7 separate regions of the Homo sapiens genome follow, and regions 1, 2, 4, 5, 6 and 7 are each linked to region 3. Evidence: chromatin loops called from intact Hi-C (ENCODE). Cell type or tissue: GM12878. All regions are shown on one strand. Region 1 has its middle 130 kb from the start of NRBF2. Region 2 has its middle 180 kb from the start of ZNF365. Region 3 has its middle 25 kb from the start of NRBF2. Region 4 has its middle 35 kb from the start of EGR2. Region 5 overlaps RTKN2 (rhotekin 2). Region 6 has its middle 49 kb from the start of NRBF2. Region 7 has its middle 210 kb from the start of ADO.

Region 1 (4,000 bases), 150 kb before region 3:
CAACACTTTGGGAGGCCGAGGCGGGTGGATCACTTGAGGTCAGGAGTTGAGACCAGCCTGGCCAACATACATGGTAAACCCCGTCTCTACCAAAAAATACAAAAGTTAGCCAGACGTGGTGGTGTGCCCCCGTAGCAGCCTGATTCTCCCAGCTTACCTACTTGGGAGACTGAGTTGGGAGAATTGCTTGAACCCAGGAGGTGAAGGTGAGCTGAGATCTCACCACTGCGCTCCAGAGTAAGACTCTGTCTCAAAAAAAAAAAGCAAAATAGATGAGAGAAGATATCAGACTAAAGAAAAGCTGTCCCAAGTCTTCCCTTTAAAAAAAATTCAGTAAGGATGGGAGAGATTCTACTAAGGAATGAATAACCCGAGCACAACTCACTGACAGCAAATATTCCCGGCATCCCTACCCCTCTTCTTTCAGCTTATCCAAATTGGCTCTCCTTATTGTGCAGCTTAGTTCAAGTCAGACCTTAGGAATCCTTTATAACCTCACTGCCTTAAAATTCATTGATAATTTCTCCCATGGTTTTCCCATTTCCCAAATTCACAGAACTTACTCTGAGGATTATTTTTGATAATGCTTATAACTCATTTTATCCTTTACCTGGTCCTTGATAAATATTTTTTAAATGTAACATATGTACTAACATATGTACTAACTACCACATTGCACTGAATCAGTTTAAGATGTAACATTATTTTATATACCACTAAAAATGAAAAGATGCTGCCAATTAGGCTGCCAAATAGTAAATCATTATCACTTATTAGATGCATCCCAATAATACAGACATAAAATGTGAAAAATACTACCTTAGAAGCAATAATATATAATTTTATTACTCCTTTAGCATTTACTATGTATTTTCACAATCATTGCATGGAAATAGATCTTATCTCTTTAAGCAGTTGAAAATCCCATTAAAAGCCTATACATCTTATATTTCTCTGCTCATCCCCAGCACCAAGATCAGCACTAGAGCCTTAGAATCAGTGGTGGAAAAGTAGTAATGATAATAGCACTTTACATGCCATGTAGCATGGTAGCATTATTATTACCCCTTTTAGTAAATGAGGAAAGCAAAGTGATAGAATGTGCCCAAGGTCACCAAGCAGGTGGGTGTGCGGCAGAACCTCAGTTCACGTAGCCAGTTCTTTTCATTGCAGAGGCCAGGTTCCCAATGTCTATGCTGCTCTGCCCTCAGAAATGTGGGCAAAAAAGCTACAACGGGCAGGTTTAGGATAGGAGACACTGACCATATGGTGCTTTTTGGACATACCCATGTGAGTTTTCATTTTACAGCAAGGTTTTATATTAGTCTGTTCTCACATTGCTATAAAGAAGTACCTAGGCTGGGCGTGGTGGCTCACGCCTGTAATCCCAGAACTTTGAGAGGCCGAGGCTGGTGAATCACCTGAGGTCAGGAGTTTGAGACCAGCCTGACCAACATGGTGAAACCCTGTCTCTACTAAAAATACAAAAATCAGCCGTGTGTGGTGGCAGGCGCCTGTAACCCCAGCTACTCGGGAGGCTGAGGCAGGACAATCGCTTGAACCTGGGAGGCGAAGGTTGCAGTGAGCCGAGATCACACCACTGCACTCCAGCCTGGGCTACAGAGCAAGACTCAGTCTCAAAAAAAAAAAAAAAAGAAAAGAAACACCTGAGACTGCGTAGTTTATAAAGAGACAAGGTTTAATTGGCTCACAGTTCTGCAGGCTGTACAGAAAGCATGATGTTGGCATCTGTTTACCTTCTGGGAAAGCCTCGGGAAAATTACAATCATGGTGGAAGGCCAGGAGGGAACAGATAGGGCTGGAGCAGCAAAAGAAAGGAGTGGGAGGTGCCACACACTTTTAAATGACGAGATCTCCTGAGAACTCACTCACTACTGAAAACAGTACCAAAGGGTGGTGCTAAGTCATTCATGAGAAATCCACCTCCATGATCCAATCACCTCCCACTAGGCCCTACCTCCAACACTGGGGACTACAATTCGACATGCAATTTGGCGGGGACACAGATCCAAACCATATCAGTTTTATCCTCACAAACAGGGCCATTAGCAATAGCAACCAAAAACTAAGCCAAAATTGTTTGTTTACAACTTTAAGCCACTAGAGGGCAAGTATTAATAATCCTCCTCCACAAACGAATGATGTCTAATAAATATGCTCTGAATGTGATGATGCCTTTGGTCACCCCATAGCAAATAGTTTCTTTTAAAGGTTGCCACAAGTATGAAATTTTGTGGGCACTCTTTAGATTAAGGACCTACAAGGCTTTAATTTTAAAATCATTGACAAGATATTACATCAATATTAAGAAACATTTCAGTAAAGAATAGTACAATAAATTCCGTCTTCCAATTCCCTTCTCCCATATTCTAATGTCGTAATTTTTCCCATAGGCTTATCCATTCTATATGATTGTGTACATGGCTCAATTCATATTCTGCTCTTTCATACAATCTATCATAAGCTTCTTTCCAACTTTCTGTGCCAACCGTCAAAACCATGCCAACATAGTATTTTCTCCTGCATTTGGTTATTAAAGCATTTCCATCATGTTAAATGTTTGGAATTTCTACTTTGTTAGCTTACAAGTTGAGTTGAGTCTCCCGTTATTGTAAATAGCACCATTACGACCAAGCAGTGAACGGCAAAGAGACTTATTTCTGTGGATTTATTTATTTAGTAACTATCCTTAGGTATGGGATTATTGAGTCAAATCATATGAACATCTCTATGTTCATGAGATGATTTCTTAATAGTTCAACAGTATAAAACAGAGATCCCCATATTGAATTATTTCATTGTCCTGGAAAAAAAGGGGAGAAGGAGCAAAAAATTATAGAATAATAATAGTCGGCATTTACATCACACCTTATACTTTTCAAAGTGCCTTTGCAAATGGAAATAAAATACTACTTCGCCAAGCTGTAAACAACTGACTTTCTTAGGGACACAGTTACTGAAAGAGCTCATGAATAACTCAAGTGTGTTTAAGAGAGACTATCACAAGATCAAACAATGTTTGTTAAATTAAGAGATAAAGTCTGTCAAGGAAAAAAAACTAAGGTGCCTGTAGATTATTTAAGTGAAATATTGATCAGATTGATCACAAGCATGCTAAAGGCATAACTACATCTGTCATGTAAACTCCACTTAGTTCATAAAGTATTGAACGGGAACAGTAATTGTTTTCCTGTTAATGAGGCTGTAGACTATGTTCTCAGAGTGACTCACTTATTATTTAGTTTATTTCGAAATGGAGGGTGGCTCACCAGCATTCAGCTAAATTGGATAGATTACTACCACCACCACCAACAACAACAACCTCCAAAGTTGGGCTTCTGTCCAAAATATGCAATGGAGCTCTCACCAAAAACCAAAACGAAACAATTCTTTGAGTCATAAGTAGGCCAAACTACTCAAACCCACCAGTTACTATTTCCCTTCACTTAATTTTTGTAACATAACCCATAACTTAAAATCATCCTAAAGGAAGATTTTTGTTTTTAAGTAAGGTTAAAAATTAACCAAATAAGCTTGTGAATTATATGAAATAAGATTTTCCTATATCTGTTTCTAAGCAAGCTCTACAAGATGACACATTATAATGGTGGAAAAGTGACAGGACCCACAACATGGTTTGGGATTGATCCCCTGGATGATGGATGAGCCTTCTCTGTTACTGTGCATAAAACTTCCCTCTACTCTGTATACCAAGTACAAGTTTCCAAAAGGACCTTGTTCTCATCCTCTTCACAAGTCCTAGCATATCTGCTTAAAATACCTAGCCCTGCCAAAAGTTGGAAGAATCTAAGATGGCCTTCAGCAGGTGAATGGTTAATAAACTGTGGTACATCCAGACAGTGGGATATTATTTAGTGCTGAAGAGAAATGAGCTATCAAGCCATGAAAAAACATGAAGTAACCTTAGATGCATATCACTAAGCAAAAGAAGTCAATCTGAAAAGGTTATATACTGTAT
Region 2 (4,000 bases), 600 kb before region 3:
TATGCATTATTCCTTAATTTATCTCGCCTCCTCTCACCATCACCCCTTCTTCTGGGTTCACTGCAATTACTGACTAAGAAATCCTCATCTGAATTAAATAAAAAGGAGAAAATTGACATGGTCCCAGAGTCTTTTATACTCTAACAAATCATACTCACAATTTAGAATGCTATCTTATATTAGATTGATTTTCAGGGCCAGTTACCTACATTACCTGAAAACTAGGACAAGAACACACTAATTCAACCATTTGAAGACTGAATCTATTGTTTCCACTCGTTATCACTGTCAAGAACTGTTTGACCCAAGTTGGACTTAATTTGGTTGCAAAAGTGTCCAGACTTACAGTTTAAGGCAAAGGGGAAATTTCATCCAATTTCCAGGCAAAATGGACAAAAGCTCAAAGTAGTAATGTGCTGTGGATGAGACATGACTAATGGAAGGACATACAGCCACAGGAAATCCTAGGTTTGCTGTTCTCAAACCCAATCTTGTGACATCCTTCCAAACATATCCCCTCTCACCACCCGAGGAACCTGGGCATAGGTATAATTCCATTTCCTCTACTACTCTCCTGGTAGAAAAAGCCCAGGTTGAAATACTTTCTGCCTTTTTAGCCCAACAAACATGGAACATGAAGATGCTGTTCAGTTCTAGGCCAACATTCTTATGTTTAGAACTATCTTGTGCTCCATTGTGAATACGGGTGTGGACTGGACCTTCAGCATCTTATCTTTGTTCCATGCAGGCACTTTCAGTGATCCTTGGCAAGTTACCCATTCCTGCTGAATTCTGGGTGGTCAAGGGTCTGTAGAAGGTGTTTAGGATAGAACCCTTAAATGAAGTAAGATTCCTCATTTGGCTGGTGTGAGGTCTGATAGGAGGTTGAGGTGGTGTCTCCAATGTACCATTGTTTCATATTCTGTAGGACATCTGCAACATTATTAGCAAGGCATCCCATGAGCCTCTCAGCCAGGCCAATCAGCCCATCCATGGAATTTAAAAAATCAGGGCTGAGGAAAGAGGGCCAGACTCTTTCAGGTGGCAGGGGCTGTGAAAGGAGAGATTTGGACAGTATCAGTGGTCACGCCTCCTACCACAAATGAAAGGCTGGTTCACTGGGAGAAAAAACGATACTGACCCATAGAGACACCAGAGACAAGGAGGCAAAAAACCCAGGTACTGTTCAAATCCCTGGTTCCCATTGTTCCTGAAATCCAAAGGCACCTCTTCCACTTTCACAGTTTGATTATTCAACTATTTCTTTAATCAGATAAAACATGCCTATAAACCTTCCAATAAGCTCTTCCTTCCTGGCCTGGTCAGAGGTTGGGGTTCCACTCATTTGCCCCTAAAAGTCTTAATTGTACATATGTTCTTGGGAGTTCAAAAGCATATGTCAAATCAGTCCATCTTAACAGTATGTGGGACAAAGGAGTAGTTTGTAATTATTCCAGTTATAATTTTTTTTTCCAATCTGCCTACTGCAATTAAGAGAGGTATAGGCAGGAATCACAGGTTTTTTGGTTCTGTGTTAAAGGTTGGGGCACAATTTTCAGCAGGAAGTTGCTATATTAGCTCCCACACACACTGAACACTTGTTCATCAACACATTCTCCTGGCCTCCCTTTTACTGGCTGAATACAAATGGCCACTGGATGGAGGAAAATGGGCAGAGCCAAACCCAGGGAATCCCTGGCAACCTCTCCACCTTCTCTCCTTTTCTTCTCATGAGATTGCATTTTAAATATGACTTCTACCTTAAAATGTAAAACACACTTTCCCTAAATCCTTTAGAATATATGCCTCCTAATTTTATAAATTTAAGTCCCAGCGATAGTTGATGATGTTAAACCATTTCAGTTCTCCCTCCCCACATCTCTGGAACATTCCATAGGCCAGAATATTTCAGCTCTTGGCGTATCCATTTCTATTCCCTGTAACTTTCCAGTCTGTCTCGTGGGGCACCTAATGAAGACCCAGCTCTCACAAGTCTTTTGTTGAGTGAATCAACAATCCTGCAAGAGTGTTGAGATGTTGGGAGTGGATTAATCCTTCTCTTCCACTAGGTGGTGCTGATTGGCATGCCATCTGTCTTGGAGTGTTTTAAAAGCCTCAATCTGTCACCATCTGGTTGGCAGTAAGACCTGATGAAAGGCAGCAGGTCTATTTGCACAAGCCGGGAATTTCTGAGTCTCATCTTCAGCTTTTTTCTCTGTGCGGGCCTGAGCTAGCCCCTTCTTCATTTCCTTGTTTTTAAATAGGGCCTTTATGACCCTATAGACAGCCGTTTACCCAGCTGTCGAAGGATGTGAGATGTCCTTCTCTCTTGCTCTCTCTATCTCTCTTGATATGTCGCAGAGGCCCACTTTCCTGGGGTTTGGACTTTGGGGACACTGCTTAATAAGACTCAGATGGGAAAGGGGCTCTTTGGCTGAGAGAGGAAAGACATAGTCTTGGGCAACCAGTACTGGACATCCCACTATTGCCCTGAACTCTAGCCATTAGCATTTGATCCCATGGTATTGGTGACCCAGGGGCTTTACTTTTTGTCCTGCATCTGCATTTTAGATATGGCATTTACTTTCAAAATATGAGAAATACTTTCCTTGGAACCTTTAGAACACACAGAGGGACTTTTTGAAGAACTTACCTTTCGGCAGGACCATATCCAATACAGTAATCTTTCATTTATTAGGCATTATCAGAGAAAGAGGTGTTGCATATAAGCAAATTTTCCCGCAGGGCACAGTGGCTCACGCCTATAATCCCAGCACTTTTGGAGGCTGAGGCAGGTGGATCACCTGAGGTCGGGAGTTTGAGACCAGCCTGACCAATATGGAGAAACCCCATCTCTACTAAAAATAAAAAATTAGCCAGGCGTGATGGTGCATGCCTGTAATCCCAGCTACTCAGGAGGCTGAGGCAGGAGAATCGCTTGAACTCAGGAGGAGGAGGATGCAGTGAGCTGAGACTGCGCCATCGCACTCCAGCCTGAGCAACAAGAGCGAAACTCCATCTCAAAAAAAAAGTGACATTTTATTTCTTTTTATGCCAAATCTTTAAAAAGTTTTGCAGGATTAGAGTGGATAAAAATAGTACTGAAAAATATTGTGCATATTGTGCTTTCTTAAACATAATATGTTAAATTTAATTTAGCTTACATAATAAATTCTAATTATATATAGATATAGATATTTGTTGTTGTGGTTGTTGTTATTTTTGTTGTTCTAGGAACTGTTGATGTAATCTGGTATTCTTGCCCCCTAAAATTGCTAAATGCTTCTACCATCTTCCTTTCTTTCTAAGCACGCTCTACTCTTCTATTTTTCCAATTTATCATCAATGGCATATCTTACGCTGGATACCATATTGGCAGGCTGCATAATGTGTGTTAACATAGATGCTGAACTCCTCCACTGAAGTTGTGCATACTAATATCTTTGGACAAAGGAACCTGCTCCCTTCCTGCCTTCTGTATGGTCCTCCGCACTCCTGAAAACCCCAAAACCCAAGGACAGTTTCCTGGCCAATGGTCTAACAAGAGACCCTACTCTGGGCACAGTCACTCTCATAACACCTTCTTGCTATCCATACTCTATAACAGAAAACAAAAAGAGACACCAAGAAAATAACGTTAACATAATGAAATAAGGAGAGGAAATCTACAGAGGAAATCAGCCACAATGGCAAGCTGTTACCAAAAAATGAGAGACCAAAAAAGAGCAGACAGAATGGAAACCCAATTCAAACTGGCTTAAGCTCAAAAGTTCACGAAACAGAAAGACCTGCAAAATTGGCTACATGGGCTCAAACAGCCTTCAGGGCCTGAGAACTCTTCATCTCCTCTCTGATTTCCTCTGCCTTGGCTCCGCTCACAAACCTACGTTCCCCATCCAAGGCCTCCCCCAGATCCAGGATTATACCCTCCTAGCTTCCAGTCAAATGGGAAGAGAGCTTCTCTTTCCAACATCTCCTACGAAAAATGCAGAATTTCCTT
Region 3 (4,000 bases):
TATATGGCACATGACTCTATTAGCCTAGCCATTTCTCTCTAAAAGATGAGCTCTGTTAGAGGTACCACTGTACCTCTGCTACTTTCTGCTTCCCAAGGAGGCATTGGAGACTAGGATATTGTGATTTATAAGAAGAAATAAATATTTTGCTGTTTGTCTCTGGTTCCTGGCACAGAGCTCCCAAGTCTGTAATTTCCTGGCTGGTAGGAACTTTTGTTCTAATGTGATGACTCTCAGTGGGCCCCTGGATAGGGATTGGACACAAGAGAGACCAGCATGATTAGAAGCTTAAAACTTTCAGCCCCATGCCCCATCCTTTGGAAGGGGAGAGAGGCTGCAGATTGAGTTACAATTGATTATGCCCATATGATTAAGTCTCCATAAAAATCCCTGAACTACAGGATCCTGAGAGCGTCCGTGTTACGGAACATGTGGAGCTGGTGTGCCCTGAGAGGACACAGAAGCCCCGTGTCCCTGCCCCATGTCTGTCTCCCATCTAGCTGTTCTGATAAGTACTTTCATAATAAATGGTTAAATGTAAATAAGATGTTTCCCTAAGCCATTCTAGCAAAGGATTGAATCCAAAAGTGTGAGGCAGCAGTGGGGAGTGTTGTGGGAACCTCTGATTTGCAACTGGTTGGTCAGAATACCAGGTTGAACCGGGGATTTGTGGTTGGGTCTGAATTAAGGGTAGTCTTGTGGGACTGAGCCCATAACCTCCAGGTAGGTAGAGTCAGAGTTGAGTTAATTTTGCAAGATCACCTACCAGAGAATTGATGTGTGGGAAAAAAAAAAAAAAAGCTCACATCCGGTGCTGGAAGTGAAGTACTGAGAGTGGAGAGAAAAAAAGTGTTGCTTTTTCATTTTTTTTTTTAAGATCATTTTATTTTTTGAGATGGTCTCACTGTTGCCCAGGCTGAAGTACAGTGGATCAATCATGGTTCACTGCAGCCTTGATCCTCCCGGGCTCAAGGGATCTTCCTACCTCAGCCTCCCAAGTACCAAGGACTACAGGTGTGCCACCACACCTGATTTTTTAATTTTTTGTAGAGACGGAATTTCACTATGTTGCCCAGGCTGGTCTTGAACTCCTGGCCTGAAGTGATCCTCCTGCCTCAACCTCCAAAAGTGCTGGGATTACAGGCGTGAGCTACCACGACTGGCCTGGTTTTTCTTTATTCAGAGACCATCTGGTGAGACTTGAGTTTGTCTTTACACTCAACAGAAAAAAACTTCATGTCCATTTTTAATGATAACCCTTCATTTGTGAGCAGTTGTGGTTAGAATCTTGTTTGAAAATGACTAAGATGGATGCTTGTGTGAGGCAGCCTGCCACAGGGTGTTTATAACCTATTTGAAGAGTCAGGGTGTAAACTAATAGTAGCTATTATTTATTGATTCATTCTAGATCATAGGTTATGTGAAGATTAAAAGTGTTTAATTTTAGTATCATTATATTGTGTCATAATCCCAGTGTAGCCTAATCAAAGATCTCTGGGAGTGGATGGCGTGACTGTTTAAAAAAGTAAAGGGCATCCTCAGATTATTTGTTGTTTCCCAGGTGCAATCTTGTCCTTTTACCAGCTACTGCTAACCAACACTGCCATCTGGTGGACAGTAAGAAACTTCTGGTTCTTGTTGGGTCCATTAGCCAGGAAGGGTATTATGGTGTCCAGACTCAAGGCTAGGCCCTGCCAATGACTGACATGGAAAAATGAATCTGTTGGGGTCTTACTTGACTTCCTGTCTGGAACAGATATGGAAAACCAATTCAAAAAGAGTCTTTAAGAAGCCTGGGCCAGGTTAGTGCAGGCAGGGACTGTAGTCTTGCATACTAGTTTCCTGTCTGATAAGACCTTTCAGGTTTTGCTGCCTGGGTTTAATCTCAAGAAGGTTGACCCTCAATGGGCCTGGAAGTGCCTGGAGGTTAGGTTGAAAGCTATCATTAGCAAGACTTCGTCTAGCTTGGGAGAAGGGTTTACTGATCTGGAGAATTTGGCAGCCAAAGCAGGCCTGAAACAATACCAATTTCTTTAGAAAAGAATCAACTTGATGTTTGCTCAGGACCTGGGAAGGAGGTGTGGTGGGCCACAAAGAGTTAACCAAGTCTGGACGCAGTGGCTTACACCTGTAATCCCAGCACTTTGGGAGGCCGAGGCGGGTGGATCATTTGAGGTCAGGAGTTCAAAACCAGCCTGGCCAACATGGTGAAACCCCATCTCTACTAGAAATACAAAAATTAGCCAGGCAGTAGTGGTGGGCACCTGTAATCCCAGCTACTCAGGAGGCTGAGGCAGGAGAATCGCTTCAGCCTGGGAAGCGGAGGTTGCAGTGAGCTGACATCACACCACTGCACACCAGCCTGGGCGACAGAGTGAGACACTGTCTCAAAAAAAAAAAAAAAAAAAGTCCTTAGTTGGATGCTAGTAAATGTCTCATAGTAAGAGCAGTTTATAAACATCTTGCCTTATGCTACTAAAAATACAAAGTAGCTGGTATACTTTTCACCTTCAGGAAAGTATCTGGGATCAAAGAATGGGGAAATGACTTTCTAGGTATTTCTTTTTTTTTTCTTTTTTTAGACGGAGTCTAGCTCTGTTGCCCAGGCTGGAGTGCAGTGGTACAATCTCAGCTCACCACAACCTCCGCCTGCCGGGTTCAAGCGATTCTCCTGCCTCAGCCTCCCAAGTAGCTGGGACTACAGGCATGCGCCACCACACCCAGCTAATTTTTGTATTTTTAGGAGAGGCGGGATTTCACTATGTTGGCCAGGCTGGTCTCGAACTCCTGACCTCGTGATCCACCCGCTTCAGCCTCCCAAAGTGCTGGAATTACAAGCGTGAGCCACTGCGCCTGGCTGTATTTCTAGAACAGCAGGAACAAAGGCATGGAATTAAGGGAGGTGAGTAATCTTGGTCAGAATCATATCATAGTAGGACAATATGAGATGAAATTTGAGGGAGGCTCAAGTGGATTAGCTTTTTATTTCCTAAAGGTGAAGGGGCCAGGATCAGGTTCCAGACTTGAGGAATGGAAAATATTTGGAATAGGCCCTCAGAGTTAGGGCCGAAAGAATCCAAGTGAAGGCGAGTTTAGTTTTTGCGTTCTTAGTCTGTTTCTCTAATGTGGGCACACTACATTAGAAAAAAAGTGGGAGGGGTAGTCCAGATATGACAGAAGGATAAACGGTGAAGGAATCAAGAATACAAATGAGAATGTCTTTAAAGTTGCTAAACACAGATTCCAGGATGTACAGGAAGACAAAGGAGACAGGTTAATTAGGGAGTGGGATAGGGCTGAGGGACCAAAGCCTCCTAAGTAAGTGATGCCCAAAGGTAGTTTCCAGAAAGAGGAAAGGGAGTTTGTCATCTGAGAGAGGGACTCTTGATTTGGTTGATTAGAAGAACCAAACAACGATTAGCCCTAGGCTTCCTCCATGGAAATTCCCTAAAGAAAAGTCTTGCTATTCAGAGTGTTATTAAGTCCCAGGGTCTTCATTGCCACTAATAGATCTTTTTGGAGGGACTGATATCAGATATTTCCCTATTCTTAGGAGGAGATGGCTGTTCAGGGAAGGCCAGATGTTAACAGAAGAAACAGAAGGATATTAAACATGCCATTAAGCTGGTGACTGGAAAAGAAAAAAAAAGTTAAACATTGCCACAAAATCCTTTGGTTTCAGTGTTAAAACTAAATAAACCTCTATGGAGGCAGCAAGATGTTAAATGGGGCAAGAGGGTCATAGACCAGTTTTCATCCTTAGGTAATTTTCATTTATTTGAAATACCCACACTTTGGGCATTGTGGTAAATTCCAGAAGGGCACTTGTCTTGGTCTTTAAATTTGGTTGAATACAGTACTTGAGGTATTGGTTGGATTTTTGAAAGGTAGCCTCATTTATTGAAAGGCTGGCAACGATAAATAGGCTCACGATTCAAAATGGAGCGATACAGACTTACATTGCTTGTCCATGGTTCTGTGATGATAAATCTGTATGTGG
Region 4 (4,000 bases), 310 kb before region 3:
GCACGCTCCTTAGGAGAATCTGATGCCTGATGATCTGAAGGTGGAACAGTTTCATCCCAAAACCACCATCCCCAGCCCCCATCTGTGGAAAAATTGTCTTCCACAAAACCGGTCCCTCGTGCCAAAAATGTCGGGGACCGCTGACATAGAATGTACGCTCCATGAAGGCAAAGATGTTTGTTTTCTTCACTGATGTACCCCCATGCACCGAGAATGGTGGCTAGCACATAGTAGGTGCTTCATAGATATTTTTGAATGAACTAATAATATCTTATAGGAACTAGATGTTTATCTTCCCTAGGTTAAAATGACGAAGCTCAAGTTTACCCAACAGTGATTAAAAGCACACTAACATCTCTCATGGCCTTATTGCTATGCTGTGTAGAAATCTAGATGCAATGACAGATTTCTAGGACTAGTAACTCCAATATTTTATCAGAACACTTTATAATAAATAAATGCATCTCATGTTGTGGGCAGTGACCCCAAGATTATCAATGCCACCAGTGTAGTCACACTGGTGAAAAGTTTAGCCAAATGGTCGGGCATGTTGGCTCATGCCTGTAATCCCAGCACTTTGGGAGGCTGAAGCAGGTGGATCACTTGAGGTCAGGAGTTCGGGACCAGCCTGGCCAACATGGTGAAACCCTGTCTCTACTAAAAATACAAAAATTAGCCAGGTGTGGTGGTGCATGCCTGTAATCCCATCTACTTGGGAGGCTGAGGCAGGAGAATCACTTGAACCTGGGGGAGCGGAGGTGGCAGTGAGCTGAGATTGCGCCACTGCACTCCAGCCTCAGCAACAGAGCAAGACTCTGTCTCAAAAAACAAAACAAAACAAAACGAAAAAACACTTAGCCAAATAGATTGCTTAGTATCATAAAGTAAAAACAAATATGGAGTCGACCTTTTCCAAGTTTTGACTGTTCAAGGGATAGTCTGGGGTGACCTTAGCTATGACAAAAAAGAAAACCAGAACTTTTAGGGGCTTTTGAGATCCTGAAAGATCAAATGAGGAAATAGCTTTTTAACACACAGGACAGGAAACTTGTTGACTACCAGGCTATTTGGGGACAGACTTTCGGTAGAGATAACACCCAGATTTTCCTGGCTGCATCACTTCCTGGTTAATCTCATGGCATCTAATTCTTTGACCAGATTGTTCTTGCCAAGGCAAGGCTGAGACTTTAGACAACTCCCTTTGTCCTAGGGAAGAAGCAATTCCAACTGCAGCAATTCTTTTATGCCTTTATTCTCTGGGGAAGTGTAGAGACTGGTTCTCTCAGAAAAACCAACTAACCAACCAACTAAAAACAACAACAACAACAAAACCCATCCCTTAGGGGTATCTGATGATGTAAAGGTCATTGTTGCATTTTTCCCCCCAAACTCAAGCCATAGGGGAGTCAGGTATGGCAGAGCAAGAGAAACAAACCATTCAGTGGTACTAGGCCACAGCTGGTAGTTTATTATTACTTCACTGTCAAAGACACCCTTACATTGTCGATGAAGTATGTCATTCACCCTCAGAATATGCATAAGGAGAGAACGTTGCAAGCATTTGGCAAACAGAAAATTCCTCCCTTCTTCCTTCTCTCCCTCTGCCCCTTCCCTTCCTCCTTTCTTAAGAAGTCCTCACTAAGAGGTTGCTATTCCAGGCAGAGATACACAAACACCAGGTCTCTGACCTACAGAAGCTCCCCCTCTAGCAGATACAAATAACTCTATGACAGGGCAACAGATGCCAGGAAAGAGATGGGTGCAGAGTGCCTGGGAAGCACAGAGGACAAGAACATGAATTCTACCCAAGGAAGGCGCATCGACAAGTGCTTCCCATAGGAGGTGCTGTTTGAACTGTGTTTTAAAGTTAGGAGGCAGAGTTTGCCAGGCAGAAAAGAAATCAAAGCCACTTGATTTAAGTGGCTTATGCAGAAAGAAACCATTGAAATTGAGCTTTCTGTAGAGTGAGTCCATGGAGGATTGAAACAACTGGTCAACAAGGAAAGAAGTCAGCCAGAATGATTATTTGACCTTGGACAGATCAAAAAGGAAAATTGTTGGACTGACTTTTTTTTTTTTTTGCATATGTTGACAGATGGAGTCAAGTAGAATGGAAAAGTGATTTGGATAATGCAGTCAAACTCCAAATGATTCTTTTGGTCCTACCAACAGAACAATCAAGTTGTGAGATCTGTCTCCTGCCTTGTGTTTCCTATATGACATGTCTTCAGGAAGACAGTGGCCAGAGGATGGGCTCCAGGAACATGAGGTCTTCGGGTCTAGACACCAGTTGCTGAGTCCAGGAATGTTAGGGGTACCAGAACCTCATCACTTTCTCTATGAAACATATTCCAAGACCCAGGAGGAAGGGACCCTGAGTACATGAATTGTTTCTCCAAATAGGCAGAGAGCTCAAGAGAGAAGAGGTTGTCATTTAGTCTGATTATTTAGGGGATCATAGCAATTGAAAGGCAGAAATGACCTCAAATGCCATTCTAATCTGAGTTTTCATTTTACTCAGAGGAACCTGAGTCCCAGACACTTGCATGAGGTCCCATGAAGTCAGTGACAGAGATGAGACTAGAACAAAGTTATTTTCAGTTCTGAGGCACAGCTCTATTCAAGAAACTTCGCTTTACATTCTACCTCATGACTTTACTGCTATTCCTTTTTTTTTTTTTTTTTTTTTTTTGAGACAGAGTCTAGCTCTGTCACCCAGGCGCTGCAGTGCAGTGACACGATCTTGGCTCACTGCAACCTCCATCTCCTGGGTTCAAGTGCTTCTCCTGCCTCAGCCTCCTGAGTAGCTGGGATTACAGGTGTCCACCACTGTGCCCGGCAAATTTTTGTATTTTTAGTAGAGATGGGGTTTTGCCGTGTTGGCCAGGTTGGTCTCAAACTCCTGACCTCAGGTGATCCACCTGCCTTGGCCTCCCAAAATGCTGGGATTACAGGCGTGAGACACCGCACCCGGCCTGATATTCCATTTTCATGAGGAAAAGGAAGCAAGTGGGAATGAATTAAGATGAAACACCAGTATGTAGAGATGATATTCCAGTGAAGTCAGGATTTAAGGTGAAAACTCTGCCTGGTCAGGTTGATTCTTGGCAATATCTCAACTAGACACCATGCTGGAGACCAGCAGGGGCCCCCTCTCTGAGACAAATGCAACCAGCTTTCCTATCCAGTGTTGGGAAAATGCACTGCTTCTTTAGTTGAGCACAAAGTATTTGGCTTATACCTAGGGGCTGTGCTGGATAAAAAACACATATCTCATAAAATCACACCCAGGGTGGGTTGACTTCAGCTCTTGCAGGATTGAAAGCAGCAACCTCAGTTCCTCTGACCACACAGGAACCACAGTGCCCTCCTGCCCCTCTAGACAGTTCCACATTTTGCCTCAGTCAAATTTCACCTTTGCAAGATTTCCTGCAGAACCTCCCTAGAGTCAGTCTTTCCCCTCTCTGTGGCCTCATTACCCATAGTTTTAGATTCTGTTTCTAGTACTTCATCAAAGTATTTTAAAATATTTCCACATAATCAGAGCACTTAGAGTCATGTATATTTCCTTCTTTTTTGTCAAATATAGATCTTTATATTTTACAGCTTTATTGAGGTATAATTGACCAAAAAACTGTATAAATTTAAGCTGTGCATGTGACGTTTTGATGTACGTTGTGAAACAGTCACCACAATCAAGCTAATTAACACATCCGTCACTTCACATAGTCATCCTTGTGTGTGTTTGTGGAGAACACTTAAGATCGGTTCACTTAGCAAATTTCAAGTCTATAATACAGCGTTATTAACTATAGTCACCCTGCTGTACATTTGATCTTCAGAACTTTTCAGAGTCCTTTGTATTTCTAAAGCAGCCTTTGAATTTGGGAACGGAATAGAAACAGCATTGGACAGTAGTCAGAAGACTTGGATTCGAATGTGTATGGTTAGGGCCCAGATAAGAAACAGATGACATATTCAATGGAAACTAGTAAGTAAA
Region 5 (4,000 bases), 890 kb before region 3:
TGTATAGGCCATTAGTCGAGCATTGCACACCATGAGATTCTTAACTGCATGTAAAACTTGATCTTTCTGAGTGCTCAGAGAAAGGAGTTTCCATATTCCTTCTCGCATTCGAATTTCTAAGTCTATTTTTTCTTGAATGTTGCAGTCCTAAAAAAAAAATGCATCTTGAAAATATAGCAAAAACCCAAAATTACATCTTAACCCATAATAGATCGAAAATAGGTATCATAATTGTATACCATATTGAGAAAGCAACAAAGTTTTAATATATGTAGTGTAAAAATAGCTATTTTAAAATGCTCTTTGCAATTCTAAACTTCTTGCTTCATTAGGAAGTCTTTACAATCTAAAGAAACGGAATAAACGAACATAAACAAAGGTGAGAAACATTATGTGTTCTTATAACTATACGAAGTTTAATAGCATCCCTCCAAAATTTATGTCCATCCAGAACCTCAGAATGTAGCCTTATTTGGATACAGGGTTTTGCAGATGTAATTAGGTAAAATGAGAACATACTGGATTAGAGTGGGTCCTAAATCTAATGACTAGTGTCCTTAAAGAAAGGTCCCATGAAGACACAGTCACATACAGAGAGAATGACATGTGAAGACAGAGACTAATATGTCTATAAGCCAAAAAAATACCAAGGATTGATGGCAACAATCAGAAGCTGGAAAAGGCAAGAAAGGAATTCTTTCCTAGGGCCTGCAGAGGAGCATGACCCTGCCAATTCCTTGATTTCAGACGTCTGGCCTCCATAAGTTTGAGAATAAATTTCTCTTGTTTTCAGCCACTCAGTCTTGGTCATTTGTTATAGCAGCCTTAGAAAACATACAATAACTAATGTGAACAATATATCACACATATATATTATATACATTGTATTAAGAGATGGCAGTGTGGTTGATGACAGTGAATTAACCAAGAAAAACATTCTGAAAAAAGCAGATACTGAGTAAAGGAGCCAAGGTTTAGTAGCAGGGAGGAAACAGGCTATTTGTAACAGTAGGCAGTGTAAATACAATCTCAGAAGCAAGAGAGTGAAAGCGCTGTACACTGAAAATGTCAGAAGCCTTAGCTATCTGGAACAGAGCTTTAGAATACAATTCTGGACATACCATTTATTTTAGTTTTAGGGTTCACCATGAAACTACTAAGTATTTTATTGCTGAAAGTCTTTTATTCCATATAATTATCTTTTAATGGCCTGATTCTACATATAAGTTTCACACGCAACATTAAAATTCTACAAACTGAATGTACAGTTCTGATTTAATTCACAATGACTTTATAAAAATTATAAATCAAAGGTACTCTTTATTATATCACAAACATGTAATGTTTCTGGTATGTCTATTTCTAAAACATAAAGTGACCATCCTAGTTTCTATGGCAAAAAAATAAAGACTATAATTTACCTTCTGAATGGATCAAAATGTAAATTTAAAAATGTAAATGAAATCTAATACCAAAAGGTCTATACAACCTTTTCAAAAAGAAAAGATGAAAGTTAGGAGAGCTAATAGTTTTTGAAGACTACCCCAAAAGACAAACTACAGTAGATGATTTAACTTGACTATCCAAATCAATCAACTGTACTATTTACACACAGAAAACAGCTGTTTAATTACCTTCTGTAATTACATCATGTAATCACCACATAAAAACCTTCTCATATAGTGTTGTAACTCAAAACTGGTGTACTATATAAATGTAGTCATTTGCTGGTTTTCCTTCATTACACATGACTGAATTTCAACAACTCCATTTCATCTTTTTATGACTTACTAGCCCCAAAGTAAATTCTTCTTCAATGTAATTAGCAATTAATTATAAGAATTATCTATGTGACCCATATGTCTATAGAAATAAACTCTGGCAGACTGACTATATTGGGGAGTGCACATAGGGAGCAACCTAAAGCTGGGATGAATAGCTTTACCCCACAACTCAAATATAAACAAATACCATCTGGTGCCACTAAATTCAACTTTAGTTTTAAATGATACAATGAAACAGGCAGTTGAACTAGCACAGTGGTTCTCAAAGCTGGCTGCATATTAGAATCATCTGAGGCAGAGAGGAAGGGCCTTATAGAAGTACCTAAACCTGTGACCTACCCCAAACCAATCAGGCTCTCTGGAGGTGGGGCTTGAGCATTTTTTTTTTTTTTTACAGTTCCTCTGGTGATTCAATGGTCAGCTAGGGTAGAGAAGCACAGCTGGACTATTTGAAATTCCACAGCAATCTTGAAACTTGCAACAACCTTAAAGAACCAGCAGGTGGCTACAGCCACATTAAGGAATCAGTTTGTGTTTCTATCACATAAATGAAGAGTATCTTCTCACCATCACTTATAATGAAGACTCCATAAAACTATAGAAGCTTGGGAAATAGTAGAGAAAGAAAATGTAAAGTCAGGATTAAAAAAAAAATGTACGTGTAAAAAGTTTGAAGATGATGTAAGATTAAAGTACTATTTATTAAGGAAATGAGGTGTATCTAACAGATACTACTATTAAGATTTTTTCCTTTAGAGCAAGGGTCAGAAAACTATGGCCTGGCTGGGACCTGGTTTTGTAAATAAAGTTACACTGGAGCACAGACACACTCATTCATATTGTCTATGGCTCCTTTAAGCTACAAGGGCAGAGTTGAGCAACTTCAACAGAGACTGAGTGGCCTGCAAAGCTGAAAATACTTACTGTTTGCCCCTTTATAGAAATAGTTTACTGACCCATAATCCAGCCAAATTAACATACACAGTAAACTATAATCTTACCTCCCTCGCTGAGGCAGGTCTCAGGCAAATGTCAGTTAAGTGGATCCCAGAAGGCTAACATAAGCAGGATGAATTGTTAAGTGTACATATGGTTTTCAATGTATTCTGAGCTGTTGGTTTTTTTTTTTTTCTTAAGGCTACTGTTTTAGCCAGTTTTGTATTTCCCATGCAACTTCTTTTAGTACACATCTACATTTTACATGCAGAAAAAGCCTCTCTGGTTAAGCAGTGCTAGCTCTAGCAAGGAAGGGTTTATGGAACCAAAACTCTTTAGAGTTGTCTTTAGTTACTAAGGGTATACAATGCATCAGGGGTAAGGGTTCATGTCTAGTGCTATCCCCAGCAAGAATAATGATCATGTAATAAGGGTACCGATTGGGCATTCAATAGTGATGTTTATTAACCTCAAAGAAGATGAGTAGGGAATGGAAAATCATCAGTGTCGCTCCCTCAGCCATAATGGCTTGGCCAGGTAGAGTCAAGGCTGATTAGGACCAAAGACAAAAGCTGGTCTCTCTGTAACCATTCCTTTTAGGATTGTTTGAATGCCAGTCTCCAGGAACAGCAGAGAATGAGGTAAGGCCATCATACTCTTATTTCTTTTCCAATTTTCTGAGTAAGGGCTTGCCTCTAATCAAGTCAAACAGAAGCCTGTGTCACTGTCCTGACGCTATAAGTAGTTAAAGTCAGGCTGATAAAAATATATGGACAAGGCTATGAATGAAATAGGAGCATACCTTAAAAACAGAAATTTAGGTTAAGTAGGAAACAGAAACCTACTAGGTTTTAAGAGCTAGCCTAGCATGAAGGAAGTGCAAAGAAAATGGCTTTATTGTTGGTATTAAAAACTGACTAAAAAAACCTGAAGTTGAACTCCCGGTAAGACAACCGCAGTAATCAAGACAGAAACTATGATTCACCTAATGGATATAGTTAAGCCATGTTAACAAAGACCAAGGTGAAGAAGAAAAGAGTAAATACAGTACGTTCTCATTTTGCTAAAAGAAACTGTGTGGATTTTAAGAATTGTTTATGTACAGAAAAAAGTCTGGAAATTGTTAACAGCGGCCATTCTGGGGAATGGAACTGGAGACCGAATTCTTAAATTCATGTTTCTGTATATGTTGACTTTTCTGCAATGAGATAGTATTACTTTTTGAATTTTATTTTTATTAAGATGCCAAAAGCTTAAACATTTGTAAGAAAAGTAGGGGA
Region 6 (4,000 bases), 74 kb before region 3:
AACAGTGTGGAGATTCCTTAAAGAACTAAAAGTAGAATTACCATTTGATCCAGCAAGCCCACTACTGGATATCTACCAAAAGGAAAATAAGTAATTACACAAAAAAGATACTTACACACGCATGTTTATAGCAGCACAATTCGCAATTGCAAAAATATGGAACCAGCCCAAATGTCCATCAGTCAACAAGTGGATAAAGAAAATATGGTGTATATATATATACCATGGAATACTACTCAGCTATAAAAAGGAACAAAATAATGCCATTCAAAGCAATCTGGATGGAATTGGAGACCATTATTCTAAGTGAAGTAACTCAGGAATGGAAAACCAAACATCGTATGTTCTCACTCATAAATAGGAGCTAAGTTCTGAGGACACAAAGAATGATACAATGGACTTTGGGGACTTGGGGGAAAGGGTGGGAGTGGGGTGAGGTATAAAACACTACACATTGGGCTGGGTGTGGTGGCTCACACCTGTAATCCCAGCACTTTGAAAGACCGAGGCGGGTAGATTACCTGAGGTCGGGAGTTCGAGACCAGCCTGATCCACATGGAGAAACCCTGTCTCTACTAAAAATACAAAATTAGCCGGGTGTGGTGGTGCATGCCTGTAATCCCATCCACTCAGGAGGCTGAAGTAGGAGAATCGCTTGAACCCGGGAGGCAGAGGTTGCAGTGAGCAGAGATCGGGCCATTGCACTCCAGCTTGGGCAACAAGAGCGAAACTCCATCTCAAAAAACAAACAAAAAAAAAGAATACACACTGGGTACAGTGTACACTGCTCAGGTGATAGTTGCACCAAAATCTCAGAAATCTCCACTAAAGAACTTATTCATGTAACCAAACACCACCTGTTCCCAAAAAACCTATTGAAATATATATATATTTTTTTAAATAATAGGCTGGGCACAGTGGCTCATGCCTGTAATCCTAGCTCTTTGGGAGGCCGAGGCGGGTGGATCACGAGGTCAAGGGTTTGAGACCACCCTGGCAAACATGGTGAAACCTTGTCTCTACTACAAATACAAAAAATTAGCCGGGCGTGGTGGCGGGCGCCGGTCATCCCAGCTACTCGGGAGGCTGAGGCAGGAGAATTGTTTGAACCCAGGGGCGGAGGTTGCAGTGAGCGGAGATCGCGCCATTGCACTCCAGCCTGGGCAACAAGAGCGAAACTCTGTGTCAAAATACTAACAACTAATGATAATAATAATAATACAGAACAATGGGGGAAAAATGTGCTTTCTTTAGCCCCAGTGGCATTTTTAAAAACAATTTAACCTAAACCATTTGTATTAGGAGAAAGTTTTCTGAGTAGTCAACATTGCAGAAATAGAAAATCAGTATTTTACCTAAAATGAATGTGAAAAGTTTATTAAATACTTAGAAGTACTTATTACCCAAAATACTTCATTCTAATTTATCAAAATGCTCTATAGAAGTGATTGCAGAACTTGTTCTTACAAACTGAACCCACACTCGGCCAGCTGGCAGAAGTACTCGAAAATATCCACGAATGCTGGTCACTGAAGACACCTAGAGGACGTATTTAGAAACTACACAAAAACAGGACAGCAAATGTTCAACAGCTCCTATTACTGTCGTTGTGTTTAAAGAGCATTTGCTCAGGACACCCTGTGGGAGGAGGGGAGCGGAGTGGGGAATCAGGCCTTTAGTGCCAAAAACTGGAAAATCAGATTCTTGGCACATGCCAGAGTAATTTTCACAATGTGCTACATTAGTTCCATAAGAGCATGTTCTGTGATAGTCCTGTTGCTATAGATAAGAATGTGTGTCTCACTGGCTAAAAAAGAACATCATTGAAAACCTATATTGTGATTGACAGTGGTCAAAGATGCCAGGAAAATCTTTGCTCTGTCCTAGTTCCTTATTTGCTTTCCTGTTGCTCAGTCCTATTTGCACCCATGATTGTGGAAATTTTAAAAAGTTATTTCTAGGTCATTAAAAACTCTCCTTTGACTTTCCAAAAGCCCCAGTTATGGTCTACCCTTTGGTAGAAAGGAGAGATGACTCATCTTGTCCCCTTTGGCCCATGAACCTCCCAGTCTTCTTTCCAATTAATAGCAGGCTGGTGCGAAAGAGTGTTTTGTTCCTGCTTTAGGAACCTAAATTTTACAATCTGGGTGAACAGAAATATGCAATGACAGCAAATGTAACAATCATTTAAAACACAGCTACAACTCTCACAAGAATGACTATTTTTAACACTAAATTCCATGGCCCAGAAAGAAGTTTAAATATTTTAAGCAATATTTATTACAACAAGAATGCAAGCTGTGTCTAGCCATCCTTGATAATGGAATTTAACCAGGGCCCTCCTGTGGAGTATCATACTACTTTATGAGAAAATTCCCTTTTCCTATGTTACAGAGGGATCAGACCATGTATGTATAAAGAGTATTACTTCAGGAACATCTGCTTTATTGACCAATTATTGATTTAAAATATTTGAGCTTTCTTTATAAGAACTATTTGAAAACTTTAGCTTAAAAGTTTTCATCTCTTTTGTCGGGGTAGGGATCAGAGAACAGAAAGAAGTTGCTTCCCAGTGTCTGGAAGTACTTACCAATGACAAACTCGAATCTGAGGTTACATTTTTATGTCCAGACAGGGTGTGGCTGGACATGGAACAGGGGAAAATGTGCATTTGGCAATTTTCAACTTCTTTTTCAAGGAGGAAAACAATGTATAAGACTGGTTAGTTTCTGGCTGGGTGCAGTGGCTCACGTCTGTAATTCCAGCACTTTGGGAGGCCAAGGTGGGAGGATCACTTGAAGCTAGGAGTTCGGGACCAGCCTAGGCAACATAGTGTGACCCCACCTCTGCAAAAATAAATTTACTGGGCGTGGTGGTGTGCGCCTGTAGTTCTAGCTACTCGAGAGGCTGAAGTGGGAGGATTGCTTGGGTTTGGGAGGTTGAGCCTGCAGTGAGCCATGATTGTGCCATTGCACTCCAGTCTAGGCAACAGAAAGAGACCTTCTCTCCAAAAAATAAAATAGTTTCACCAAGGTTAAAAGGAACATTTGCTAATATACATGGGGATGGCATTATTGCTCAATCTTTATTGAACACCTACATGAAATGGGCAGTATTAAATGATATGAATAATTATGATTTCCATACATAACATGTTTCAGTCTGGGGCTTGAGTAGCAAAATTCATTTAAATCCATGTAAAAATAAGCACAATGGAATCTTTTTAGATGGTTAATTAAGTTCATATGATGTTAAAAGATTTTGAATTAAACTGAAAGCAAGTCACTATTACTGTGATATTTAGTAAGAAAGCAGAAATCCAGGAGACTCATAAAAAGTGGAAAAAACAAAGGCCTAATTCAAAAGATATAAGCTGGGGTAATTTTTTTTCTCTCTTAAGAAGTAGGGCTGGGCGCAGTGGCTCACGCCTGTAATCCCAGCACTTTGGGAGGCCAAGGTGGGTGGATCGCCTGAGGTCAGGAGTTCAAGACCAGCCTCACCAACATGGTGAAACCCCATCTTTACTAAAAATACAAAATTAGCCAGGCATGGTGGCGAATGCCTGTAATCCCAGCTACTCCAGAGCCTGAGGCAGAAGAATCGCTTGAACCCAGGACAGGGAAGTTGCAGTGAGCTGAGTTCACACCACTGCACTGCAGCCTGGGTGACAGAGCAAGACTCTGTCTCAAAGAAAAAAAAGAAGTATCCCGCACATCTAGGGCATCTAAGATAACAAATGCTGTTTTTTTTATTTTTAGTAGTCCAAGGGATTTTCTCTATTTTAATTGTTTTAATTTTTAAATACATAATAGACCCACATGAGTTCAAATTTTTGGAAGAAGAAGATACGGCTATAAAAAGTTTTCCTCCCACTTCTGTCCCTTAGCAACCAGTTTCCTGACTCAGAAACAACCAGTCTTATTAGTTTTTTTAATGTATTCTTTATTTTATACATAAACAAACAACACACACACACACCTTCTTTCTCTTGCTTTTTGTG
Region 7 (4,000 bases), 560 kb before region 3:
TACAAGATTTTAAGTGTTTAAAATGTAGCATTCATGATAGACAATTACATTGGTAATTCTAACTTTTAACAGTTAAACATCTTAAATTTAACTGTTAATTTAACTTAAATAGTTTATTAACTGTAAACAGTTAAACTTTTAAATGCAAGGTACTAATATAATAGTTTCAAAGAAGGCTCTGAAGCACTAGGCCTATTATTACTTTGCCTTCATCTCAGAAGTTGTAGCCCTTGGTGGTTAGTGACTTCATGGGGAAAACTCTCTAGGGTATTTTTATTTTAAGAGAAGTCATGAAGGAGAGGACAAGGCTTTACCCAAAAGAGTTAATTTCTCATGGTGAAATTTTAAGCCTTGGGGGACCTAAGTGGGAGAGATGGTTTAGGACAAAGAAGTCTTTCAAATATCACTGTAGTTCAAATAACTACTTTTTGGCCCAGAAGTGAGGTTAATCCTACCAGTGATGATAATGGACAGACAGTGGCCCCTTCTCCTGCTTTCTCACACTTAAAAGAGCCGTGTGATATTGTTTGGCTGTGCCCCCACCCAAATCTCATCTTGAATTGTAGTTCCCATAATCCCCATGTGCCATGGGAGGGACCCGATGGGAGGTAATTGAACCATGGGGGCGGTTACCCTCATGCTGTTCTCATGATAGTGAGTGAGTTCTCATGAGATCTGATGGATTTATAAGGGGCTTTCCCCCACCTTCACTCGGTACTTCTCTCATTCTTCTCCTTCCTGCCACCAAGCGAAGAAGGATGTGTTTGCTTCCCCTTCTGCCATGATTGTAAGCTTTCTGAGACCTCCTCAGCCCTGCGGAACTGTGAGTCAATTAAACCTCTTTCCTTTATAAATTACCCAGTCTCAGGTATTTCTTCATAGCAGTGTGAGAGCGGACTAATATACAGTGCCATCCAGAACCTCCATTAGACTCTGCACAAGTTTGGTGGCTATTGAAATACTAGAATTCTGAGACCCAGATTCTTAGGGGAGAAAATCACTTGGTAGGTGAGAAAATCATAGTCACAGTTTAAGCATCACTTTATAATGACCAGTATCCATGAGTTGGATGCTGGGATGACATGGAAAGGCAGCATCCTGGTGCCACAGCCGCCCTCACACTAATGAGCATTCATCTGTGCACAGTGCAAGACTGTTTGCGCCAAGGCTATGATTAGATGAGTGGAACTTTTTCCTGTTCTCACAGAATTGTCCCAAACAGCAAGTGCTCAGTACCCCTCCTTCTAAAGACAGTGGCTTAAATTTGGAACCAGACACATCCCCTCCAGTTATTAAATATCCCTGGAAACAGCCCTTCTGTTATCAACTACACTCACACACACACACCCGACCCCTGCAGTCTGTTCCTTATGGGAAGAGTTGTAGGAAAGGGAGAGAGAATCAACAAGGGTCTGAGCTCAGCCCTGCAATAATCTGAGGGTTTTGCTACCAAAGCCTTGTAGGGGCAGCATCTATGTGAGAGGCCATTCCCTTGACTCCACTAGATTCACCTAAGGTGTTATTAGAGGACAGGAAATGGAATTAAAGAGACCACAATTAATTATGGTGATCAGAAAAAATACTATCATTTTATGTTAATCCATTATAAGAATTAAGATGGACCAATAAACTGGTTACAGTCATAAATCTGTCATTTCACATTTTTTTACATCCATATCATATACTATCTAAATAACACCCCTGAACCAATTCAAATGCAATTTTATATTTATTTACCTATTTTTTATTGAGGTAAGAACACTTAGCAAGTGATCTATCCTCTTAACAAACTTTTATGTGTATAATACTGTATTGTCAGCTATACCAAATGAAATTTTTGCTCAGAACAGTATGCAGTAACCTTTTTTTTTTTTTTTTTTTTTTTTTTTTTTTTTTTTTTGAGACAGAGTCTTACCACTCCGTCACCCAGGCTGGAGTGCAGTGGTGCCATCACAGCTTACTGCAGCCTGCACCCCTCTGGCTCAAGCAACTCTCTCACCTCAGCCCTCTGAGTAGCTGGGACTACAGGCATGCACCACCACACCCAGCTCATTTTTGTGTTTTTTGTAGAGACTGATTTTTGCCATGTTGCTCAGGCTGGTCTCGAACTCCTGGGCTCAAGTGATCCATCTGCTTTGGCCTACCAAAGGGCTGGGATTACAGACGTGAAACATCGCACCAGGCCAACATGCAGTAACCTCTTTAACATTAATCATTAGGGCCTCCCTGATCTCTTTCCCCTTAACAAAGCCTCTCCTGGGTTCCTTCATTTATACCTAGGTATAAATGACTTAAAAAGCTAATATTAATGCTTTGAGCATTCAGAGGATTGCAAAGATTCACTAGACCTGTCTAATTGCTTTGGAATCCCTAATTATAGGCACTTACTGACTTCCCCATGGTCATTTCCAACCTAGAGGGCAGTCAGCAAGTCTGAGTAATGCCTGTCAGAGCCACTGGGTGGCACTGGCAGGCTGAGATGTGGGCAAGAGGGAGGAAGAAAGAAAGGAAAGGAGGCCAGGAGAGAGTCAAGGAGGAAGAGGAGGCAAGAGAGGGAGAGAGATTTTTTTAAAACAAGGGAGAGAGAAAGAAAGCAGAGAAAGAAAGACTAGGCCGCAGGGAACTGCTTTGCATGGCCTTGTATAGCCTCTGTGGTTACCAGTGACACAGACCTACAGTTTAATTCAGTACTTCCCAGCTGGGAGCTGAGTGTGCCGTACTCATCTGCCTATTCCCACTACCTAGCAGGGTGCCTGGCTCTCGGCTGATGCTCTGGGTCTGTGGACTGATGGAATGAATGCTGCTGCCCCTCTAGGAAGCGGTCCTCAAATGGAAAGCTTGAGGCAGTGTGGTCTGAATGCTCCATCCTAATGTTTTGGGATGACTTAGTTGAAAATTCAAGAGGCAATGCCTTATGAGGAAGCAAGGTAGGAATATTGGCACACACAGAGGTTAAGATTTTCCAAGGGTCAATTCATTCTGTCAAGAACTAATAGTAAATATTTCAGTCTTAGCAAGTCACACAGCCTCTGTTACAACTACTGACAGAGAGCCACTGACAATATGTAAATGGTTGGTGTGGCCGTGTGCCAATAAAATTTTCAAAAACTGACAGTAGGTCAAATTTGGCCTGTGGATTGCTAACCCTCCGTGGCTTGAGTTCTAAGATAATCTTTCTGATTTCTCTCACCTTGCTCTTTCATCCTCTGATTCAATACCACTCTTTTGGTACACGACTATTTGCTTATTGGTTTCTCTCAGAATCTGTGTGGACTGCTTGATCTTGCACTGTAAACTCCTTGAGAAATTCTGAGTGCCCGTAGATGACTTCAAGCACCATCAGTATTCCTGTCTGATCATGTTCAAGTGCTGTCCAGGGAGTACTCATAGAGAAGGTCCTTAGCTTTGAGGGTCTCATTATATGTGTCTTCTGAAGATTCCACAAAGGCCTAGATTTAGCCACAAAGATGATTGATGCCAAGTTGTAGAACACGAAGTCTTGGGAAAATTATACAGTTCTGCATACAGTGAACTAGATTCATACCAGCTTGAGAAAGGTCAGTTCCAGCTCAAACCATGAAGTGGCTGAAATTTGTCTTTGGAGCCTTCCAGCCACACATCCTCCACTCCTTCTCCTCCAGTACTCAGTGACCTGTTTCCCTTACCCACTCTCACTCCCATCAGTGCCTTGCTTCTTCACTTTACTAAAATGAAAACGACTAATGGCAGATTAAAATCTGCCATCCCGTTGAGGTATGCTCACATTTTCATAAGGTTGAGAGCATTTTAAGAAAGGGACACAGGACTAATGATGGGATTTTGTACCTCCTGGTGGTGACTTTGACCTAAAAGTACATTCTACTTTAACCATGTCAGTAGGAAAATCCAGGAGAAGTATTGTGAGTAGGGCCACTGGGAACAGCCCCATGCCTCTGCACAATTCCATAGATTAGGACGTGAATGGTGCATTTTGGAGCTGTGCAACACAGCGGTGGCCCAC

Evidence for each region. Peaks named below come from ENCODE experiments on the same cell type or tissue, not always from the same donor. Only the 100,000 strongest peaks of a DNase experiment are listed, where the experiment ranks them.
Region 1: a loop joins it to region 3, with 4 times the contacts of the local background. A loop is called at or near these places in 42 of 110 quality-filtered maps.
Region 2: it touches region 3 in a loop (6-fold over the local background); 9 of 110 quality-filtered maps call a loop at or near these places.
Region 4: a loop joins it to region 3, with 2.8 times the contacts of the local background. A loop is called at or near these places in 2 of 110 quality-filtered maps.
Region 5: it touches region 3 in a loop (4-fold over the local background); 11 of 110 quality-filtered maps call a loop at or near these places.
Region 6: it touches region 3 in a loop (6-fold over the local background); 32 of 110 quality-filtered maps call a loop at or near these places.
Region 7: a loop joins it to region 3, with 8 times the contacts of the local background. A loop is called at or near these places in 81 of 110 quality-filtered maps.

What each region holds. Positions count from the first base shown.
Region 1 is chr10:63,002,131-63,006,130 of GRCh38, forward strand. No RefSeq gene overlaps it. Among named protein-coding and RNA genes, the nearest start is that of NRBF2, 130 kb to the right of the region's middle. In GM12878, a CTCF peak has its summit at 2,119 (motif pointing right); a DNase peak (open chromatin) is centred at 3,321.
Region 2 is chr10:62,552,749-62,556,748 of GRCh38, forward strand. No RefSeq gene overlaps it. Among named protein-coding and RNA genes, the nearest start is that of ZNF365, 180 kb to the left of the region's middle. In GM12878, a CTCF peak has its summit at 2,063 (motif pointing right); no DNase peak of the experiment used is centred here.
Region 3 is chr10:63,156,711-63,160,710 of GRCh38, forward strand. No RefSeq gene overlaps it. Among named protein-coding and RNA genes, the nearest start is that of NRBF2, 25 kb to the left of the region's middle. RefSeq lists enhancers at 1,378-1,427, 1,508-1,557. In GM12878, a CTCF peak has its summit at 1,606 (motif pointing left); a DNase peak (open chromatin) is centred at 1,591; H3K27ac peaks cover 716 bases.
Region 4 is chr10:62,849,808-62,853,807 of GRCh38, forward strand. No RefSeq gene overlaps it. Among named protein-coding and RNA genes, the nearest start is that of EGR2, 35 kb to the left of the region's middle. In GM12878, a CTCF peak has its summit at 1,819; DNase peaks (open chromatin) are centred at 2,534 and 3,384; H3K4me3 peaks cover 1,084 bases; H3K27ac peaks cover 1,592 bases.
Region 5 is chr10:62,262,675-62,266,674 of GRCh38, forward strand. RTKN2 (rhotekin 2) reads right to left here. Exons shown (of 12, transcript NM_145307.4): 2 at 1-147. The region is part of intron 1 of LINC02621 (long intergenic non-protein coding RNA 2621); the gene reads left to right. Among named protein-coding and RNA genes, the nearest start is that of RTKN2, 4.2 kb to the right of the region's middle. RefSeq lists an enhancer at 1,950-2,451. In GM12878, a CTCF peak has its summit at 2,281 (motif pointing right); no DNase peak of the experiment used is centred here.
Region 6 is chr10:63,082,548-63,086,547 of GRCh38, forward strand. No RefSeq gene overlaps it. Among named protein-coding and RNA genes, the nearest start is that of NRBF2, 49 kb to the right of the region's middle. In GM12878, a CTCF peak has its summit at 1,542; a DNase peak (open chromatin) is centred at 1,574.
Region 7 is chr10:62,591,742-62,595,741 of GRCh38, forward strand. No RefSeq gene overlaps it. Among named protein-coding and RNA genes, the nearest start is that of ADO, 210 kb to the right of the region's middle. In GM12878, a CTCF peak has its summit at 2,463 (motif pointing right); a DNase peak (open chromatin) is centred at 2,488.